Linked DNA regions of Homo sapiens: region 2 is linked to region 1. Evidence: chromatin loops called from intact Hi-C (ENCODE). Cell type or tissue: endothelial cell of umbilical vein. All regions are shown on one strand. Each heading gives the region's core, and the rest is flanking DNA. Links, peaks and the distances in the headings are about the cores only.

Region 1 (8,344 bases), core at 213-8,212:
CTAAGTGTAGTCTTTTACTTTATCCAGAAAACTAGAAGCAGCACATTTGGGTTGAAAGGAATATGGGGAAGAAAGGGAAGGAAGGAAAGCATGCAAGCTAGGTAGGCCCTTAGACAAGTCTCTGAATACACTGATTCAAATCTCTCCCTCTATCTCTTTGCCTTGAAAATGTACGCCCAACCAATATATCAGTTTCTAAATGATAGTACAGCATATCTGCCTTATAGACTTGTAGAATTTACTTTTTTGTTGTTGATACTGTTGTTAAAACCATTCAGGTTCAACTACGGAGCTTTAAGCTTGAATTTACTACAGTGGAAGTAGAAGGTAAGTCAATTTCCACATATCTTTCTCTTACCTTCTTTTCCTCCTTCTATCTCTCTCTATCTTCCTCTAGATATTTGGTTTCTACCCCCAACTAATTGTGAATTACAACAATTGTCTTTGAGCCAATATCTGATATCTGATATTTGTTTGAGGGTCCAATGTCACTAACAATTTTTTGTATGATGTATGGAAAAGAGAGCTGTTTCTTCTCATCTAGAACAACATGGCTTCAATTCCTAGTCAAATTATTTGGTGCTTATATGAAATGTTACTTTCTCAAGGAGGATTTTATTAGCCTTTTGACTTGAATTAAATGGTCTGTGTTTACCTCCCTTTTATAACACTAATCACATAGCTACTTGTTTAAAGACTGCCTTTCCTGTTAGAATGTAAGCTTCATAAAGTAGGCAGATGGCCATAAGGCCATAGAGCACATCAGTGCTGGTTAGATAAAGGCTACCCTTTCTCCAGACAGATGCAACCCTGTGCCATAGTGCACAGCTTATCAAGTGGAATGCTGCCTGCATTTCAGTTCCCACTCAAGTCCTTGGCAGTAAACATGCACAACCACATGCAATGTCCAAAATGCAGAGATCACCTCTTTATTTTTACCACTGTAACCCCAGTATCTAACACAAAGTCTGACACCTGGAAGATGATTAATAATTATTTATCAAACTGAATTTTGATACTTGAAAGGGAAGTAAAGACCCAATTATAAACACAGCATTTCCATTCATTTGCCCAATTAGTTATCCTACATGTTTTTTTTCTATTCCCCCTAAAATATACACATACACACACATATAATGTCTCTACACAAAATACAGAGTATATTTTTCTAAGCCTGTGATCCAAAATTATTTGCCTAATTTGACCTCTAGAAAGTCCGACTACTATAACTTAGCTTTCTGTTTAAAGTTTCAGGGGTAAAGTGGAAGAAAATATGCAAGTCAACATGGTGTATTATTACAGGTCAGATTTTCTTCTCCTGTTAAATACTATCAATACATTTGTTGAACCTTTAGTCTCTATTTTTGCCTCTCTGTCTCAAACAGTTTGTAAAGGTCTCTTGCATTTCTTCAGTAAAACAGGAGCTCTATTTAATGGCAGAAATGTCATACTGCATCTTGGAATTCTTAAAGCAAAACATTTTACTACATTCAGAAAAAAAATTAATCCAATGTTTAAAAAGAAAAAGAAAATTAATTCCCAACAATCAGTTATCTCAAATGGAAAAAACTGCCTTAAAAAAATTAGTGGACTTGCCATGACTGGACGTGATCTAGCAGAAATCGATTAGTATTTGTCATGGATGTTGCAAAGAGATTTCTGCAGAAGGAGAAAAGTTTGAGAAGGTCTATATTCTCAGCATTTCTAAGAATGCAGGTTCTGCTACAACAAAAAGCAACTACTATTCCCCCTGAATGCAAATATGCAAGCATTTTATAAGTTTATTAACCCTTACAGACAAAAGAATGTAACAAAATTTCTAGCAAGATAGTTTGTTGTGAATTTACTGTAATAGTTAAGAATATTCTGAGACAAGTTTGGTTTATTTTTGTATCCTGGGGCAGTAGTCGTATGCAGTTGTAACTACTGAACTTAGAAACCTTCCAAAGTTCACATTGCATAATTATAGTCCCAACCTCCCATCTACCCAGTGTAGCAGCCATATGGAATTGTTATGTGTTGTGTGCTAGAACCAGAGTTTTGTGGATAAATGCCATCTCTGGTGCCAACTAGCTGTGCATGTCTTTGGGCAAGTCATTTAATTTCTCAGTGCTTTGTCTCTTGATCTGAAAAACTGGGATAGAAGTAATACCAAAGTCACCTGGGCTATTGTGAGGAGTAAATGAGTGAATACATATAAAATGCTTAGAACATGTCTGACAAAGGTAAGCATTCAATAAATGTTAACCCTATGCCTTTAAGCAATTTTCTTTTCTTTTCTGTGACTTACTTTTCTCATTTATAAAGCAAAAATAACCCTACTACCTTAGAACATTGTACAAATCATGGTAGAGATGTAAAAAATGCTTTGGAATATTTTAACTTCTATGCAAATACCAAAAGTGAATTAAACTAATATTATGAACTACTAAGAAAATTCTTTTCTTTCTTCCTTCAATTGAAAATACTTTTTAAACCTTCTTCTTCACTCCATAAGAGAAATGTTTCACTAAAAAGAGCTAGGAATTGTACATCGATGTGGATAATAGCTGTGGAAATAAAGGCATTCTTGCTGGCAAGCTTCTAGAGATGGGTTTTAGCATTTTTCTGCATATAGAAGATTGGGGATTTTTCAGTATCACAGAGAAAACTAAAAACACACGACACGAAAATATAAAAGTATTCTCTCAGAAGTAGAAGAGGTCTCTCACTCCTGGGTCTCCTACTGTTTACTTCTGCAAGTATTCCCTAGTGCATCAATTCATAGAGCAATCTATCACAGGTACAGGGAGCAGAATGACCTCCAACAAAGGGAGAAAGCAACATCTTCCCAAAAATGAGGAAGGGAAGCTAAAACAGATTAGCAAAAGCCTTTATGAATTGCTCCCAAAGGTCTGCTTGACCTTTCACGTTCAAGCCTCTGTACAGCGTGTCCTATTTCAGCTTTTCATGAAATCTTTCAATTCCTCAAACTTGGTCAACTTAGAGCCAAAACTGAAAGATGAAAAGGCAAAGTCATGCACTTAGGTCAAGAAAAGGACTACCTAGGTGCATGATGGATGAGTTTTAGTTCAAATAATTCACGTAAACAAAGCTGATGGGTAGGATGCTTGTAGACATGACATGTCCACAGTATGATGACTCTAACAAAATAATTTAACCAAATATTTTTAAAATTAAGATGTCATTTTAAAATTTAAAAGTGGCATATGGTTGTCGTAGAGAAGTTTTAAAATATTAAAAAAATATATAAATATGTAAAGTGCAACAACCATTTACCTGGTAATAACTCACAGATAACCCACATCAAATTAGACCTTAGATTCTAAGCTTCATGAAAGCAGGAATTGCCACATAAGGGTAAGCAAAAGAGACATGATCTCTGCCCTCAAGGAGTTTAGCAGGCACTCCTCCTTCAGGTCTTTACTGAAATGTCACCTTCTCGGCAGTCCCTGATCACCTTATTATAAATGTCCTTCCAATATTCCCCATTTAATTTTTCTCCATGCTACTGATCACCTTTGAATATAGAATATATATTTTAATAATCATATTTATTATGTGTTCCATGTTTGTTATATTTTTGTTTATTTTATTGTCTCTTTCCCCTCACTCAAATGTTGATTTGCCATGATATTCCCAGAGTTTAAACAGTGCCTGAAAAATATAAGGCAACTAATATTTGTTGACTAAATTAATGAATGAACAGGGACTGAATGAAAACACACTTCAATGTAGTTTTTTCTGAATAATTAACTATGTGCCCAATAAGAGAGGACTAGGTAAATAGTTTATGATACTTCCATAAAATAAGATATTTTGAAAATATAGATTTCTACATTTACTAGCATGTAAAATTTCTACCATAAGTCTGTTAGATTTTTGAAAACCACATTATGAAAACATATATGATATAACCTCATTTTCAATATATATACACATATTTGTATGCTTATATTGATAAATAATCCCTGCTGTGTGCCCGGGATCATGTTACACATTGGGGACACATAGAAGGAAAAAGTGTACTCAGGAAACAGACATATAAAAAAGATAGTGATGAGGCCGGGTGCGGTGGCTCACGCCAGTAGTCCCAACACTTTGGGAGGCCGAGACAGGCGGATCACGAGGTCAGGAGATCAAGACCATCCTGCTAACACAGTGAAACCCCGTCTCTACTAAAAATACAAAAAAATAGCTGGGCGTGGTGGCGGGCGCCTGTAGTCCCAGCTACTCGGGAGGCTGAGGCAGGAGAATGGCGTGAACCCAGGAGGCGGAGCTTGTAGTGAGCCGAGATCAAGCCAGTGCACTCCAGCCTGGGCGACAGAGCGAGACTCCGTCTCAAAAAAAAAAAAAAGATAGTGATGAAACAATGTGATAAGCACTGTAACTAATATACTTATGTGAATTACTTCTGCGTTAGGAGAGGTCTGGCTCCTTGAGAAAATGGGTAGGAAAGGGTGGGAACAATTACCTCGTTAGAGAAAAGATGCTTTATACAAGCACACTGACTTTAACGGGAAGCTGCCAGAGAAAATGTTATCTTGCACATGATAATGCAACGTTCTACTTACCATTCAAAAGCAAAGCATGATTTCTATATTATTCATGATCACAATGAGATCTTGCAAGTGAAATATTGACTATTATTGCTTTGATATCTTTAATCTAGCCCTGAATATGGATAGGAACAGAGTGAAAATTCAGTGAATTGCAAAAATGTATGTTTCTGCTTTCAGTTCACATTCCATTACAGGATGCTATATCCGATACAGTACTGAATCTCAAGGAGACCCGTCATTTTTTTTTTTTTTTTTTGCCTTTTTTTCCCCACTGTCCTTAATACACGAAAGAAAGTAGAGACTTCGAAACTCAATCTGACACAATCCACCCTGTTTGTCATCGGTACAATGTGTCATTTGCAAGTTCATACAGTGTCTTCCATCTATTACAGGGTGTGGAGCAGCTAAGAATAGCTGCAGAACTTGACTCTAAGCTGCTTGCCGGGAAGCACTAAACTTACTGCATGACTCAGTGTGGGATGTAAATTCTTGTGAGAGCGCTGATAAGAAAAGGAGTCTTTCAGCAAGAGAGCCTTTTTAATGGGTTGCTAAGAACTTTCACCACTTTGGTGTTTTTGTGAAAAAAAAGCAAACTTGTACATATGCCACATTCCTGAGCACCAGTGAGTGGCACATAGGTACATTTCTCCCTTGTGGCTCAGATGGCAAATTTGGATGGTTTCCATTAAAGAAAATCTAAACTCTGAATTATGCTTTGCTCATAAACAGCACCACAGGCTTAGATAGTAGAGCCAAGGTTTAAACAGCCTGAGAGTACTTGTCCATGCTTCATTTAAAGTCATTCCTGCATTATTTATTATATTAGCCACTAGTGCACTTGTATCAGTCAGACATCTCAGAATCTCCCACCTGGATTCAATTCTCAAATAGACACTTAAAAATCTGGAAATAAAATAAAAATTGTAACAAGGAAATTTTATTCAGCTAGGCACTGTGCTAAGCTCTTTACATGCATTTTCTAATTTAATTTGCACAACAACTCTACAAGGTATATTAGATTAATATGACTAAATTAAGTTCAGTTACTTGCCCACAGTCACAAAGCTAGTAATCATGATAGCATTCTGCAATTTGGCATTACTTTCTTTCATTTTAATTTCACAACCACCTGCTATGGTAAATCAAGAAATTAATATCATGTCACTTGAACTTTATAATGAGATTTTGCACAAGTCCCTGCCTATGTAAGTAAGACTATTAATTTAAACTTTATATTGCATTTTCCCAGAATGAGAAGTAGGAGAAAAAAGATAATTTCTCTAAACCATGAAAGAAAAGACATCATAAATGCTATTCATTTTCATATGAAGTTTAAAGGTAGAAAAATATAAATATCATCTCTTTAACATCCCAAAATTATGGTTCTGAGCATATTCTTTTACCTTGTGAAATAGCTGACATTTTGACTGTTTTGAACTACAAAATGGGAATTCCACATGGTTCAACCCAGTACAAAACATAGTGGTGCTTAAGGTATGGGTATCAGAGCCAGGAATACCTAGGATCAAGTCCTGCTATTGCCATTTTCTAGTTCTGTGTTCCCAGCACACTATCACTGCTCTTAGTCTTAGGTCCTTTCATTATAAAATGGGGCTAATATAAGTGCTCACTTTTGTGAGAAGATGATGCACAAAGCACTTAGCAGTCAACAATGCTCTGAAATGACCACCATATTTTTTATTCATTTACTTTCAGACTGAGCCAACAATTTCCCCAATCCACATATCTCCCTCTTACAATACCTCAAAGTAGACCAGCATATTAATATGAGACCTCATTCACCACTATTCCTTTATCCTCTGAAATAAACCTCAGATTCACTTTAGAAACCAATAGAGATTCAGCTCTGCACTCCAATTTATTCCCTCATTCTAGAATTTTATATTTATAATTTGTCACAATGTTTTCTCATATTTCTATCTTGGACTATCACTCTCCCCTTTTCAATAAGTAGTATAATTTTTTCCTTATAATTTATCTCCAAAAAAACAGTGAAAGAAGAGCATTCTTGAATGTGTGCTAAAACTAATTATTATAACTCAGGGATTGTTAGGACACTATATAAACAATTGTGACAATGTGTGTCCATTTTTATGTGGATAATTATGAACCATTTCAGTTATTTTGTGTAAAAGAAAAATAGATCTCTACCTGTGTCTTTTCAAACTTTAGCTAAAAACAAAAATGCTAATTCTCTAAAATCAGTGTTATTAAACATAATCTAAACCTTTCCTTTCCTTACCAGAATTGCAGAAACAATTCAGGCTTTCTCAGTAGATGGTTGAACAACAGGTAGACGAACTTAAAAGTTTCCTTCTGCTCTAGGAGTGCCATGATTTTCATAGGAGTTTAATGTGCTTTCCTGATGCCATTGGTCCTGGTCCAATTTATCATAGTTGTCCTATAGCCATCCAGGTAGATGTTCATCTGAGCCTAAGAGGATCATATATTTCTTCTCTGGGACCCAGTAATTGAGCAAAGGGCTACACCTGTGATCTAAACTAGGCAAGTCAGCGTTCTCACCCATAATTTTCTAGCTTAACGCTGTTACCATTATCTTTTCTATCATAATCCATGAGCCTGACTAAGAGTGAGGCCAACACAGAGAAGTCAGAAGAGAGAAAGCAGAGCAGCAGTAAGATGGAGAAAATCAGACACTGATTACATCATTTTAGCTTCTGAATTCAGCACTGCCTGAAGTCCATATACCCTTGGTCTTCCAGTTATACCAAGCAATAAATTCCCATTTTTAAAAGGCAATTTGAATTGTATTTGTTACCAGCAAACAACAAAAGGAAACATGTAAAATGCTTGCCATAATGCCAGTCCGTACTAAGTGTTCTAAACTTTATTTATATAGCCCAAAAACTGTGTCTTCAAAAATTATAAACTTTATGGTTAGATAAGACCATCAAGATCTTCCATTCCTGTTCCCTCATTTTCTAGAGAAACTGAGACCCAGAGAGGATAAAGTGTTCCTCACAATCAAATTGCTCTTTATTTGCACATCTGGGATCAGAATCCCAGATTTTCTTTTTCCTATGTGTCATAGTCCCCTAAAATTGTCTACAATATAGAGACTATCAGGATTAATTAAGGTCTGGGAGGGACACTGAAAGTCTCAAACACAGGTAAAGAGGAAAAAGCAGTCTCCTTTAGGCTGAGTTTGGGAGTTTTGTACGTTTGGGTTTTGGTACATTTTTCAGACAACATTAAAGTAATAATCAGTAAATTTGAGTTTTCCACTGATGTTACAACTACCCATTCCCTGCCTTTGTATTGAAAGGAAAAATAAAAGAAAAAATTAATATTTGAAGTGGCATATTTAAATTAAATTAAACAATTTAATTCAAAGAATGCATTGATTCTAAGCACTCAAAAAGCACTCTACAATGTATTATAAACAAAACAAAGATGACTAAAACATACTTGCTGCAGGATAGTTCTTCAAATATTATATTTATACTAATACTTATATATTTATAATATACAAATATTTATACTAGTAGACTGCTCGAGGTCCAACAAGGAGGTTGAGAGTGGGGAGAAGGGAAAGTGGAGCAAGAAACACAAAAGAGATGGAAACAAATACCTCCTGAAGGACTTGGGGAGACCTTCTTGAAAAAGTGCCTTGAGCTAGTTTTATTGTTGGGTTGGATTTCAAAAGCCTGCATTGGAAACGTCTGTAGGACAAAGACATTCCAGATGCAGTAAACAGCATGAGGACAGAAAGTTCAGAGTATGTTTTGTAAACACAGATG
Region 2 (8,344 bases), core at 45-8,044, 210 kb before region 1:
CTGCGCATTTCAGTGTTTCTCTGACTATTACTGTCTACTTCTAAGGTAGAAAGCATTGATTACCTTCACCATAGCTTATTAATCAATGCATGACCACCAACTAAGACTCCAAAACAGTTCCAGTCTAGTGAACACCCACTCCGACACTCAGGCCCTCAGACCTGAGATCTCCACAGCCGTACCAGTGACTTGAATAGGATAGAGGACCATCAAGCTGAGGGATCAGTCCCTCAGGGGAGTGTCATATCAGAGCTCAGGATGTGGTCCAAACTCAAGTTATTGATATGAAAGGGGCCTGGCAATGAGGGAGAGTCCAAGTGTGTTAGTGGCAGAGTAGCTGAGAAGATAGAAGGTCTCAGTAGGTGAAAGGGGCTAAAGAGTAGCCCGTTGTGGGAGCTCTGTGGCTGGTTGTCTCACCTTGGGCAGGGAATGCCTGAGGAGCAACTCCAGAAGGGACCAACAAAACTGTTTTTGGGGTTGGGTTTGAGGGATTCTTTTGTTGTTTGTTTTACTATGATGATTCCAATTTGCTGAAGTTTTGTGATATTTTCACTTTCTTTAAAGTAAGAACGGGAAAAAAGTTGTGGTAGATTTTTAGGTGAAAATTTTGGCTACTACTTTCTGAGCACTAATGGCATTACTTATTATTGTATCTCTTGACGCAGCTCTGAGGAAAGAAGCTTTTTATTTAGAAAAATCAATAAGCTATTTAGATGGATAGAAGATCTAAGAAAGAGATAGTAAAACAGTTGTATAAAAATTAAGAAGCAATTTGTGGACAGAATGAAGTTAAGGAGAGAGAAAATGAGAGAAGGACTCCAAACAGCAAGGTGGAAATGGAAGATGCCAATTTGTCATAAATGACTCATTCCTTTTTAAGAACTAGGAAGTCTAAAATCCAATTTAAATAGTCCGTCATTTGTTGACATGTAATAAGTCTTCATCTCTCAGTTATCACCATAGCTCACAAATCTTCAGTAAAAGTCTAGCTTATACCTTGGTGTAGGGGACTTGTAGGTAGGGATTCTCAGGTAAAGGGAATGTGATCCACACTGAAGGCGTGCTAAGAATGTTTCAGCAAGATGCGAAGTAGGACATGAATGTTCCATAGAAGCTAGGAATTTGCTCTAGAAAAATATAATCTTTGGGAATTCACAGAAATCTTGGAGAGGGCATTGAATTTATCTTAGCAAGCAGGGATGTGTTAAGCCAGTCTTAACTAGAGGCAGCATTCTACATATTACTATTGAGAATGATTTAGCAAGTGTATTCTGAAGTGGTGAACAAATCACACTGGGTTTTCTCAATTATTCAGGGAATAGGGTGTTATAACAGAAGTTTTCAATATTAGAGTGGTAAAGCACTAGCACGTGCAGAAGAAGAGAGGAAGAGCAGCTGGCATGCCACTGAAATGGATGTAATCTCTAAATCCTCCTGTATTGTAATGGAGTGTCAAGTAAGGCAGAAGTTTGAAAAGAGAAATCAAAAATACAGAACTATGTCCATAGTTCAAGAAACAGTCTCTTTAAAGCAGATTTTGTTAATTTAGGAAGAATTGTTTGAGTAGTATTGTGCCCATCAAGATTGTCTGAGAGAAGTGGAGCTTAGTTCCCAAAAAGGAGTTTCATCTTGCATAAAGGAGGCTTTGGGCAAGGGGATTCAGAGGAGAATATCCAAACATAGTTATTCAGATTTCCTGCTTGTTGGGCAAGTGGAAACTTGAACCGTTAATCTGAAAAATCAGACTTGAAACTATTTGCCGCCCGAGCTGGTAAAGAGGCTCCCACCTGTCATAATCTCCATTCATAGCTCTTACTGATGTACCCTTAGAGAAGGGAATGTGACTTCCAAGAGAGTGTTAACTGTTTGACTCATGGCAGAAGAAAAATGGAAAAACACTTGTAGAGGAAAAAGACCTTCAGAGAAAAAAAGACCAAAATTCCAATCCAATTCTGCCACATCTTAACCTTAACGTTTAATCTCCCTTATTATTACGCCCGATGCAAAAATGCAAGCAAAATCTGTGAGCAGTGATAGGACTGGAAACTTAGAAGAAAGTACACATTTTTGTTTTCTCCCTTTTATGTAAATATTATTAGTTGTGTGCAAAAACAAATTTTGAAAAATAGAATTTTCTCCCTAGTATTACTGCCTTAGTATATAATAATGAATGAAAGCTTCAGTCCTTGTTGGTATACTTTCCTAAATTCTGTTGAACCTACCTAATATTAACTGAGCACCAGTTCTTAAAAGTTCAGAGCCTGGCCTACTACGCATTCTTCAAAATCTACTTCTTTCTCTAATCTTAAATGACTTAAGTAAAAGGTTTTACAAACTTTATCTGTTAGTTGGAAAAGAGAAGTAAGCTGCTAACTTTAATTTCTCCACAACTTCTGCTATTTTTACCTAAACTAGTATTGATTTAAAAAGAAAAACAAAAAGACTGAACTGTGACTCAAAAGCAGAGTTGACAAAATCTCTAGAATTTCTACGCCCTTAAGTGATTTAACTCAGCTCGAAGTTGAAAAGGCTTCTAAGCCTTGTGAGAAATATTATCCAGTTCTATTCACATTATTATCAGAACCTTTTGCCTCTTAGTACTTCCACAGAACATATTTTTGGCTAAACATATTTTTAATTGAGTTTTCCATTGTTTCAATTTAGATATTCTGTTCAATATTTTTAAATCACAATCTGTAGCCCCCTGGAAAAATTTGTCTTTTTTACTTTTCCTTCTTTTTTTTAGCATTTATGACTCTTCCTCTGCCTGTTGTGTGGTTTTATTTTTTGAATTTATCCCCAGAGTTTCCAATTAAGGAAAATATGGACTCAGGTGCTTAAGTGATGTTGAGCAATTGTATATACATCTGTTAGAAAACTTTTATAAGAAATTAAAGCGTTTTTATTAAACTATAAAATGAAGAGAAAAGCCTATTTCTAGTCAAATAAATTGAAAATAATACATTTTAAAGTATGAAGGGAATAAAACATTTAATTTTACAACCTACCACAGGAATATATGAAATGTCCCCCAAATGTGCTATATATTTTAAACAAATCCAGAAATATTTTCTAACTACTAGTTGATTACTCTAAGACCTCTGGATTTACTCTAAGCAAAGCAATCTTTTCTTCTTATAAATCAAGTTATCATCTCATACAGTTGATTTAATTTCTAATTGATAAACAATTCACATGTAGAAATCTGCAGCAGTCTAGTTAAAGTAGAATTTTTGTTCCCTGTCCTAATTGCAGATTTTTCTGCTTGCCCAATAGATAAAGTTCTGAGAATATTCCCTTGTTACTTAAGCTTTCAATTATCTCTTTGTTTCTGCACTTTACTTCAGAGACTATGAAGAACAATATTCAAAAGACCTTCCATTTTCACCAAATTAAAATTTCACAAGAAAATAATGGGTCCCACCGGTGATGTGTAATGAAAAGTCCGAAAAAAACAAAAGCTTTATAAAGAGGGAAGTCACAGCCATAGTCACGTAAAGGTTAATAGTCAGACTTAAGAATTACTACCCTAGTTTCCTTTCCTCTAAACTGAATGAAGTCTGAGGACTGTTCAACCTGTGTCCTCAAATTTCTTAGTGGAAATAAACTACAGTAGTTGCCCAATGTAGTAACTGGCTTCCCTAGCTTACTTCCTCACTTCCTTATCAGTGTTTCCTATTATTATCTCCCAAATAAACTACTTACACTAAATCCTTGTCTTAGAGTTCGCTTCTGGAAGAACCCAAATAAAGATGCAGTCTCAGTACCTGGCAAATTCCACATCATCTGTCCCCATCTCCTTCCTCCTCAGAAACATACATAGTGCCCCCAACCTCCTTAGTGCACTGAATGTGCTGCTCACCAAACTGAAAAGTCACTAATTCATGTCCCATGTTCTCCCAATAATCAACACTTGCCTTTCCTATGCTCACGCTCTTAAGACTTTGTTCTTTACTGAGAAACTGAACAAATAAATTAAACCATGATGTTCAGATGCAGCAATTTGTAGCAATGACACAGTAGGAAAATCAAAAGACCTTGTGCTAGGTTTGTCATTCACTAATTTGGTGACCTCAGTCAAATAACCTGTCGGTCTCAAATGTTTCAGTAACAAGTGAAAGTTGTCAGAATCAAAATGGAGTCACAAACATTTAAAAACAAAAATCTGATAGAGCCAGAAACGGCCATGAAGAGAGAGTTCTCCTGCTACTATGCCTGATAAAAGCTATTACAGAAAACTCTGCAAAATCACAACCTTGTACAAAAGCCATGGGAAGCTTATACAACAAAATATTTCTACAAGGACAGCAACTGCCTATCCAATCTTGAACTGGTGTCACCTTTGTTACTGATATTTGCAGTTAAGGATAATTATTTCAAAATTATCATGTAATCCTCCTCATTTTTTCCTTTAAAATTCTTTATTGTTTTTTACTTCCCTTAATATGCATGCAAATAGTTTACTATAGCCTATGTATACCCACCGCAATATTCTACTCCCAAATAAATTTCTTTTTCTTTTAAGGGCCTCACTCTGTTATTTAGGTTGACAAATGAAATGAAGATAATAATACTTGACTGAAAATTGCAATGAGTTAAAGGGTATAAAAGTCTTAGAGAATTGGAAAATATAGGATGAATAGGACACCACGTCAAACAACCTTCCCATTTTAAGAGTTGCCTCCAATGACATTGGATCCTAATGTTTCAAAGATCAGACCTTCAAAGGTGGAAAGGTACTTGGGGATATAAGAAACCTAATGCATTGCTGATGGGAATAAAAAATGGTGCAGCTACTCTAAAAAGTAATCTGGGAGGATTTCATCAAATTAAGTACATGGGAACTTCAGGATTAAACAATTCTAGTCCTATGTATGTATTCCAGAGAAATTCTCACAGAGGTCCACAAGGGGGCACATGCAAGAATGTACATCACAACAGTTGGTACAGGAAAACAACCTGAGAGACCAAGGCTGGGCGGGTAGATAAGTAAAATGTGATGAGACTCTACCACGCAGCTGTGAGAACACAATATAATAGATGTCTATAGAGCAATGTGTATAAAGCTTTAAAAACAGAGCTGAGTAGAAAAAAACAAAAAAAAAAAACAGAATATAAGCAATACCATTTATATTTATTAAATATATATGCAGACAAAACAATGTACATCTTCAAAACATATATGAGCAAAAGATATACATTAAATAAATAAGAATGTGTGCATACAGCAGAGAAGGGAAGATAGAAATTCTTATAAATGATGATCATTAATCAACAAGCATACATGAGGGGGGCTTGCCCAAATTTGTGACAGAAATCTGCCATGAGCTGAGGAGTGTAATCAAGTCACCCTTTTACACTGGAGATCCAAAAATGACTGCGTAAATAACTACACAAATGATTGAGTAAGTGGCTTGGTCTTAGAATCAGATTACTTGGACTTGAATTCTGCCGCTGCCACTTACTAGCTTAATTTAACCATTTGGAGGAGCCTGTTCTCACAAAAATAAAATATGGATAATAATATTACCAACATCACAGGCTCATTGTGGAGGTTAAATTACATTCATGTAAAGTACTTGGTGTGGTGCATTGCTCATGATAAGAGCACAGTGAATGTTAGAGATCATTATTAATAATCTAAAGTGATGCTCCACACAATTTATCAGGTTGATGGAGAAATGGTTTTTTTGGGGGGAAGGAGAGATGAGCAGAGGGCTTTATTGAGCCTCCTTTGCTTCTCTAACACCAACAAAGGGGACATTGAGAAGTATTTATTTCCATTTGTCAAATAATAGCTGAAATTAGAACATTCTAAAATGGCTATTGGAGAATGAAGGAGCCTAGTTGCTCTTCTATAGGTCACTCTCCCTGCTTGAGTTTGGGTGATGGGACTGGGTGATGAAGCTTGATTTAGGGGCACTGTGGCTCAGAGCTGGCTCCACAGAGAACATGGGCAATGTGCAAAGAGTGAATGAAGCCAGTTTTCCCAAGACTGCTTTACCATCAGGGGCTCACTGTCCAGACTCCTGTTCTTTCTTAATGTGTGTTATCCTAGGCTTCCCATATGAGCAGAAGAAGGAAATCACTTAGAGGGGGCTAGGACAGACTGCTGGGGATGACAACTGGGAAATAAATTGAAGATGGCCAACACGGTGGGCACATGATGTGCCTCTAGGGGGCTCTCAGGACTGTCATCAAGTATGGGTTTGCTCTATGGTCTCTGCTGCTCTCAGGATTTTGGATACAAACTAACTCTAAAGTAGTCTTCACAAGAATCATGTGGTGACAGGCAGAGAGACAGTGGTATCCCAGACACAGACACTCCAGTAACGCGATGTTCATCAGCACTGGGCTGCTCCTGGCACATAGTCTGTCCCAGCAGCACCGAATCCCAACAGAACAGGAAAGCAATGTGTGTTATACAAAATACCAACTTTCTCATGTTCAAGATCTCACCAGAGAACCTCTGAATATCAGCGTCTTCTGAAAGCTAATTAGTTACTTTAAAAGTTGTGATTTTTTTCATGTAAAAAAGTGAAGTAAAAGGGGAATAAAAACCTGACTCAGTTAGAAATGTATGCATTAAATAAAATTTGTATTGAAAAATAGTCACAGCCATTCTTCTATTTACCCACGATTCTTCTTTATTTGGCTGCCAAATATAGGGGCACGTTAGTATTGCGGTCAGCTTAATATTAAGTAGAAGGCATTAAAGGCTAGAACAGTGGTGCAAAAAGCTGTAGGTAAATCTCTTCTATGCTGGCTGTTAGCAGAGCACTGTGATGCTATATAATTGCAGCAAACTTTTTTTTTGGTTCTGCTGCACTGCAGCTCATAAAGGGAGCACTCATTCTGGAAAAAAAAAAAAAAGTTAAATCTAGCAAGTGGTTAGCACCAGCATTCCAAAAAACTTCAGCAGCCTGTGTTTTCAGCCTCTGCTCCAACTTCATTGCTGTAAAATAAGAGAATATGGTAGTCAGGTTAAGATGAATAAATTTAAAAATATACACCTGAAAATTATACATTAATATTTGGGCATAGCATCTCCTACAAAAAAATGGTTTATACTACAATAGGAAAAGCTTATTTTTATTCCTTAAGTAGATCCTTCCTTGTTTCACTATTAATGGCATAATAAAGACAAACAGCTGTACCTTTACATCAGACTCCAATCTCTTGGCAGTTCAGCAGAGCAGTTCTGGCCTCCTACAAAGTGCCATGATGGTTTTGAGGGGCAGGGGCTGCCTTAAGGAACAGCACTGTTATATCTCACCCACACCCACACCCTTCCATGACTTGGCTGATGACTTAACTTCACTTTAGCATTGACTGCACCATTCCCTAAAATGCATCATCTAACAAGGAGGTAAACTGAATAGGGATTGAATTAAGTCCCAGCTTTTGCAAAAAGGAACATTACAAAAGACCAAGACCAAATAACCTCTCGCTTTTCTTCATATATTGATTTGCTTGATCTTACAATTTTGCTCTGTGGTAGAGGAGTGATTCCAATAATTTCTTTACCCATTCAGTCTCTCTGTTCCTATATGATAGGGTTGAACTGTCTGGAACAGATAAGATAAACTTAATTGAGTGGAAGATGGCTATTGGCAACTGTGAAGGCAGATTATACAAAAGAAAGTATAAAAGAAAATATCAGAGATGAAGCAAGAAGAGAAATATAGTTCTAAGACATGTCTCTGATAGAACAATGTGACGGAATAACACCAATGGAGGAACTGACCAGAACTTTCTATTTCCAGGTTCCAACTCATGACTAACATGGGAACCTTCCGAAATGCCTGGTAGAAAATAAAGGAGGTCAGTTGCCTTTCTGTAGGCAACTGTCTGTGCTTTGCCCTCAGCCAGATCATGAGGTGAAGAAGCAGTGGTGACTTAGAGCTGGCTCCTATGTGCAAGGTGAATGTCTTGGCCAAGCAGCTAAACAGGATTGTGAATCGCGGTTACATTCTGCATTATTATGAGAAAGTATATTTTAGACTAGAAGAAGGAGACAGATAAAAAGCACTAACAAAGGGGTGGCTCATGACTGCTCTGGTTTGTTCTGGCCATAGAAAATCAACAGGCAAAAAGTAAGAAGTAAGCTGTAGCTTTCATCATCTGGAATTCTCTGAAGCCCTAGAATGAAGGGAGGAAATGACTCAAGTACATCTGCTCATTAATTTTTCTAACAAATAAAAATTACCATTATTTTGCTTTTTCTGAAAGCACCAACATGATTTTTCTTAAAGTACCAGCATTTAGTAGTTAATTTTACAGAGGTTTAAGGAAATGATCATCATTTGGCTAATACTTTTTAAGTGCCATGTATTTTATATGC

Evidence for each region. A loop is a pair of places that touch in the nucleus more often than their neighbours do. Peaks named below come from ENCODE experiments on the same cell type or tissue, not always from the same donor. Only the 100,000 strongest peaks of a DNase experiment are listed, where the experiment ranks them.
Region 2: a loop joins it to region 1, with 2.9 times the contacts of the local background. A loop is called at or near these places in 1 of 110 quality-filtered maps.

Annotation. Positions count from the first base shown.
Region 1 is chr6:54,050,905-54,059,248 of GRCh38, reverse strand. It overlaps a transcript of MLIP not described here. Among named protein-coding and RNA genes, the nearest start is that of MLIP-AS1, 7.5 kb to the right of the region's middle. In endothelial cell of umbilical vein, for the core only: no CTCF peak of the experiment used is centred there; a DNase peak (open chromatin) is centred at 5,028; H3K4me3 peaks cover 298 bases.
Region 2 is chr6:54,264,561-54,272,904 of GRCh38, reverse strand. MLIP (muscular LMNA interacting protein) reads right to left here. Exons shown (of 14, transcript NM_001281747.2): 14 at 6,625-6,955. The coding sequence ends at 6,950. Among named protein-coding and RNA genes, the nearest start is that of TINAG, 40 kb to the left of the region's middle. In endothelial cell of umbilical vein, for the core only: a CTCF peak has its summit at 4,925 (motif pointing right); a DNase peak (open chromatin) is centred at 4,914; H3K27ac peaks cover 205 bases.